Linked DNA regions of Homo sapiens: region 1 is linked to region 2. A link is an interaction called in ENCODE POLR2A ChIA-PET data of the cell type or tissue named here. Cell type or tissue: Panc1. All regions are shown on one strand. Links, peaks and the distances in the headings refer to the core of each region. The heading gives the core; the rest is flanking DNA.

Region 1 (2,909 bases), core at 264-2,763, 190 kb after region 2:
CCAGCCTGGGCGACAGAGCAAGACTCTGTCTCAAAAACAAACAAACAAACAAAAAACCAACCAACAAACAAACTACATAAAGAGGCCGGGTGCAGTGGCACAAGCCTATAGTCCCAGCTTACTAGGGAGGCTGAAGGAGGAGGATAGATTGAGCCCAAGAGTTCAAGATCAGTCAGGGCAAAATCTTGAGACCTGCATCTCTTAAAAAAACTACACAAAGTATATATAATAAATAAAAAAACAGATTTGACACTCATTTATAAGTATAATCCCAAGTGTGTGTGTGTGTGTGTGTGTGTGTGTGTGTGTATGTATATGTTTACTTTTCTTTTATCTTTTATTTTTTTGAGAGAACGCCTCAAGCCTCCCAAGCCAACCTCCTACCTCAGCCTCCCAGGTAGCTGGAATTACAGGTGCACGCCACTATGCCTGGCTAATTTTTTTGTATTTTTAGTAGAGATGGGGTTTCATCATGTTGGCCAGGCTGGTCTCGAACTCCTGACCTCAAAGTGATCCACCTGCCTTCGCCTCCCAAAATGCTGGGATTACAGGAGTGAGCCACGCACGCCTGGCCCCTAAGTGTATATTTTAAACATATATTTATATCTGTGTGGGAAACAGTCTAGAAAAATATATGTGGAATCAGTTTTCTCTAGGATAAAGGAATTAGGCCCATGTGGTGGGTTACACCTGTAATTCCAGCACTTTGGGAGGCCGATGCAGGAGGATCACTTGAGCCCAGGAGTTCGAGACCAGTCTGGGCAACATAGCAAGACTCCATCTCTAAAAAAATTTTAAAACAAGCTGGGTGTGGTGGCACCTGCCTGCAGTCCCAGCCTCTCGGGAGGCTTGGGTGGCAAGATGTCTTGAGCCCGGAAGTTTGAGGCTGCAATGAGCCACGATTGCACCACTGCGCTCAAACCCGAGCGACTCTGACTCTTAAAAAACATTTTTTTAATAGTCTGAAAACCACATTATTCAACATAAATAAATAAATCCTGCCCTCTACCCCTGTAATGGATGAAAAGTATCTGTCCCCCCAAAATGCAGGTGTTGAAACCCTCCCAGTGTGATGGTATTGGGAGGTGGGAGCTTTGGGAAGTAATTGGGTCATTCAGGTGGAGTCCTCAGGAATGAAATTAGTGCCCGTATAAGAAGACACCAGAGAGGTAGCTAGCTCTCTTCATCATATGAGAATACAAGAAGTCAGCAGTCTGCAACCTGGGAGGGGCCCTTACCAGAACCCCACGATGCTGGCACCCTGATCTTGGCTGTCCAGCCTCCAGAATGATGAGAAAGAAATTTTTGTTGTTTCTTTTTTTTTTTTTTTTGAGATGGAGTTTAGCTCTTATTGCCCAGGCTGGAGTGCAATGGCACAATCTTGGCTCACCACAACCTCCGCCTCCTGGGTTCAAGTGATTCTCCTGCCTCAGCCTCCCGACTAGCTAGGATTACAAGCATGTGCCACCACGCCCGGCTAATTTTGTATTTTTAGTAGAGATGGGATTTCTCCATGTTGGTCAGGCTGGTCTTGAACTCCCCACCTCAGGTGATCCACCCGCCTCGGCCTCCCAAAGTGCTGGGATTACAGGCATAAGCCACTGTGCCCGGCCTAATTTTTGTTGTTTCCAAACCACCCAATCTATGGTACTTTGTGTAAACCAAAAATAAATTTCTTTCTTTCTTTTTTTTTTTTTGAGATGGAGACTTGCTCTGTGGCTCAGGCTGGAGTGCAGTGGCATGATCTTGACTCACTGCAACCTCCGTCTCCCAGGTTAAAGCAATTCTCCTGCCTCAGCCTCCTGAGTAGCTGGGATTATAGGCGCCCGCCACCGTGCCTAGCTAATTTTGGTATTTTTAGTAGAAACGGGGTTTCACCATGTTGGCCAGGCTTGTCTCGAACTCCTGACCTGCAGTGATCTGCCCGCCTTGGCCTCCCAAAGTACTGGATTATAGATGTGAGCTGCCGTGCTCAGCCCAAAAATAAATTTCTAAGCACCCCCGCAACTGTCTGAATGGACTTCCTTCTTGGCCAGGGCGCTCTTAAAATTTAACCTGAGAGACTGGTTGAGTCCATGATGGGAAGTGGGGGTTGACATGCCTCATTATACCTCTCCAGCATTAACATCAACATAGACCTTAAATCTGATAAGAAGCATTTGTAATCAGTTCTCTCTGAAGGCCTCATCTGCATGATAAAACTTTGGTCTCCACAACCTCTTATTGCAACCCAGACATTTCCTAGGTATTTTTTTTTTTAATTTTGTATTTGAGACCAAGTCGCTCTGTCTCCCAGGCTGGAATGCAATGGCGCGATCTCAGCTAACTGCCAACTCCGCCTCTTGGGCCCAAGTGATTCTCCTGCCTCAGCCTCTCGAGTAGCTGGGACTACAGGCAAGCATCTTTTTGTATTTTTAGTAGAGATGGGGTTTCACCATGTTCAAGACCCGGCTGGTCTTGAACTCCTGACTTCAGGTGATCCACCCGCCTCGGCCTCCCAAAGTGGTGGGATTACAGGCGTGAGCCACCTCGCCCGGCCTTTGAGTACTTTTCTATGGGCTGTTACCACTGTTGCCATTAACAAAATCATTAAATCAGTTTTGGGAAGACTGCACATTAGTCTCATTTTGGGGTCTCCTATATGTAGTGGATAAGAATTAAGTCTTTGGGGCTTGGCATGGTGGCTCATGCCTGTAATCTCAGCGCTTTGGGAGGCCAAGTTGGGTGGATCACCTGAGGTCAGAAGTTCGAGACCAGCCTGGCCAACATGGTGAAACCCCATCTCTACTGAAAATATAAAAATTAGCCGGGCATGGTGGCACACGCCTGTAGTCCCAGCTACTAGGAGGCTGAGGCAGGAGAATCGCTTGAACCCGGGAGGCGGAGGTTGCAGTGAGTGGAGATCACAC
Region 2 (2,909 bases), core at 291-2,790:
AGCTTGGCCAAACGTGGGGCACTAAGAGAGGCAATTTCTTGGCCAAGGGAGCCCCATCCTCTCCATTGCACCACCGATTTGATGGGGTGTTACAGGCCTCTCCAGGAGGGGCAGAGGTGCTCCTTTCCTCGCAGGCCCCTCCCTCTCCCTCCAGGCGGCAGCTAGGCGATGGAATGTTGTGTGGTCGGTTGCCAGGCAACCAGAGCCTGCTGGTGGCTGCCTTCTGGGCCGAGCTGAGCAGGCTTCCACACCACGCTCCACAGAACCCCCAGGGTCTCCTAAGCTTGTGCAAAACTCCAGCTGGTGGAAAGAAAGCTGGGGCAACTGCCAGAAGGATGGCGGTGCCCTGGGAGGAATATTTCCGACTGGCTTTGCAAGAGAAACTGTCTACGTGAGTGGGACGTAGAGGGAGGGAGGGCTAGAAGGAGGGCGGGAATGCGTGGGCTGGCCCATCCTTTCTTCCTCACCTCCTGGGTCCTGGCTTTGGGCAGATCATAGTGGGGGTTATTGTCCCCACTTCACAGAGGAGGAAACTGAGGATCAGAGAGAAACCGAGGCATCACCATGGTCTCAGGGATCGTTCCTGATCCCCCACCCCTAGCTGACATCCGGCTGAGATTAAATCATTCAAACCAAGCTGGGAAGGAATTATTCTATGAAATCCTGCTCCCCAATCCACCCCCAAAACTGCATTTTCAGGAGGAACAGAGGAAGCTTGTTCTGTGTCTCCTTCATGTTCAGCAGCATGGCCTCAAGTCCCAACCTCAGTATCAGCATCTGTAAAATGGGGAGGGGGGTTTTCTTCTGGACCACGGCTGGGAAAGCCTTGCTGATTACACATTAGTCATTCTTTCTGCTCTCCCTTTCTCCCGGGGCGCTGGACTCCAGAACCCCACTGCCTCCTGGGCCTCTCCCTGCAGAGGTCTCAGGCATCTCGGGCTTGGCCGTAGTAGGGAGCTGGTCTCCCCCACCTGACCTGCTCTCCTGCAGCCTCATCCTTCCGGCTCCTGGGGTCACCTCTGACCCCTTTCTCACTCCCCTCCCCACTCCATCAGTTCTGCTCTCACCTCCTGCCACTGCTGCCCTGCTCAGAACCACACTATCTCTGGAATATCCCGTGGCCCCACCACTGGTCTCCCGCAGCTGCCCACTGTCCTTGCTCCTCAAAGCAGCCAGAAGGGCCCCTCCTCTGCCCAAAACACTCCCTCCGCTCCCACTTCACTTAGAGTCAAGGCCAAAGTCTCCACTCACCATGGCCCACCGCAGTTGGATTCTCAGCTCCTCCCTGCTCCCAATTCCCATCTTTTTCCTCCTCCCTCCCTCCTCTGCAGCCACCCTAGCCACACCAGGGTCCTAGAATCTGTTCCCTGGAGATGTCCACGTGGCTTGCTCCCTCTTCTCCTCCAGGTCTCTGCTCAGATGCCACCTCCTCTGTGTTGAAAGATTCCTTTAGTCCACTTAATTTTTCATCTCAGTGCCTACCATGTCCTGGCATTCTTTATTATTATTATTATTATTATTTATTAGCTTGATTTTCTGTGGCTCCCAGAACAATGCAAGTTCACGAGGGAACAGGGATTTTTGTCTGTCCTGTTTACAGCTGCACCCCCAGTGCCTACAAGGGTGCCTGGCCCAGAGTAGGTGCTCAGGACAATTTGTTCAATGAATAAAGAATTCAACCAGGTGCGGTGGCTCACACCTGTAATCCCGGCACTTTGGGATGCCAAGGTGGGTAGATCACATGAGGTCAGGATTTCGAGACCAGCCTAGCCAACATGGTGAAACCCTGTCTCTACTAAAAATACAGAAATTAGCTGGGCATGGTGGCGTGCACCTGTAATCCCAGCTACTTGGGAGGCTGAGGCAGGAGAACTGCTTGAACCTGGAAGGCGGGAGGTTGCAGTGAGCCAAGATCGTGCCACTGCACTCCAACCTGAATGACAGAGCAAGACTCCATCTCAAAAACTATATAATAATAATAATAATTCAACCAGATGTGGTGGCTTATGCCTGTAATCCCAACACTTTGGGAGGCTGAGGCAGGAGGATTGCTTGAGTCCACGAGTTCAAGACCAGCCTGGGCAATAAAACAAGACCTCATCTTTACAAAAATAAAAAAATAAAAATTAGCCGGGTGTGGTGGCACATGCCTGCAGTCCCAGCTACTCAAGAGACAAGATGGGAGGATCGCTTAAGCCCAGGAGTGAGCTATGATGATTAGACCACTGCACTCCAGCCTGGGTGACAAAGCAAGACCCAAAAACAAGTCTCAAAAAAAAAAAAAAAAAATTAAACAGCCAGCAGGTGGCTAATGGGGCACTCCAGACACAGTGGTGAGATGTGGGGCCCTGAAACATGCTTCCTTCACCCCCACCTCCTACTTGAGCCTCTTCAGAAAGCTGCCAGAGCAGGCTGAGGATCATGTCCCACCAGTACTGCGTCTCCTGGAGAAGAGGCAAGAGCTGGTAGATGCAGACCAGGCCCTGCAGGCCCAGAAGGAGGTGAGCCCCCACTACTGTAACGAGGTGGTGAGCTGGTGGATGGGAAGTGATGGAGCCAATTTATTAGTGACAAGGTCTGAGACAAGTCATTTCACCACTCCAAGCCTTGATTTCCTCATCGTCAAATGGGGATCAAATGAGACCAGTTGTTGGTGCAAATAAATTTGTGTGCATTGAGCATGTGCTGGGCACTGCATTAAGCCCTGGAGGTCTTACGATAGTCCCTGGCCTTGTGGGGCTCACAGTCTAGAGAGGAAAACAGATAAGTGTTCAGGTGGTGACTGCTACAGGGAAGAAGCACTGGGCAGGGGCTGTGGAAGCCCAGAAGTCCCTACCTCCCCATGGGGGTGGTCAAGGAGGGCTTCCTGGAGGAAGTGATGTCTTGGGGATTGCTGAAGGGCAAGTCGG

Evidence for each region. ChIA-PET counts read pairs that join two places held together with the same protein. Peaks named below come from ENCODE experiments on the same cell type or tissue, not always from the same donor. Only the 100,000 strongest peaks of a DNase experiment are listed, where the experiment ranks them.
Region 1: POLR2A ChIA-PET joins it to region 2 with 7 read pairs; 2 of 35 experiments call an interaction of 5 or more read pairs at or near these places.

Annotation. Positions count from the first base shown.
Region 1 is chr12:113,343,344-113,346,252 of GRCh38, forward strand. No RefSeq gene overlaps it. Among named protein-coding and RNA genes, the nearest start is that of SLC8B1, 9.7 kb to the left of the region's middle. In Panc1, for the core only: no CTCF peak of the experiment used is centred there; no DNase peak of the experiment used is centred there.
Region 2 is chr12:113,149,523-113,152,431 of GRCh38, forward strand. It overlaps CFAP73 (cilia and flagella associated protein 73), which reads left to right and starts at 202. Exons shown (of 8, transcript NM_001144872.3): 1 at 202-391; 2 at 2,396-2,501. The coding sequence starts at 336. In Panc1, for the core only: no CTCF peak of the experiment used is centred there; no DNase peak of the experiment used is centred there.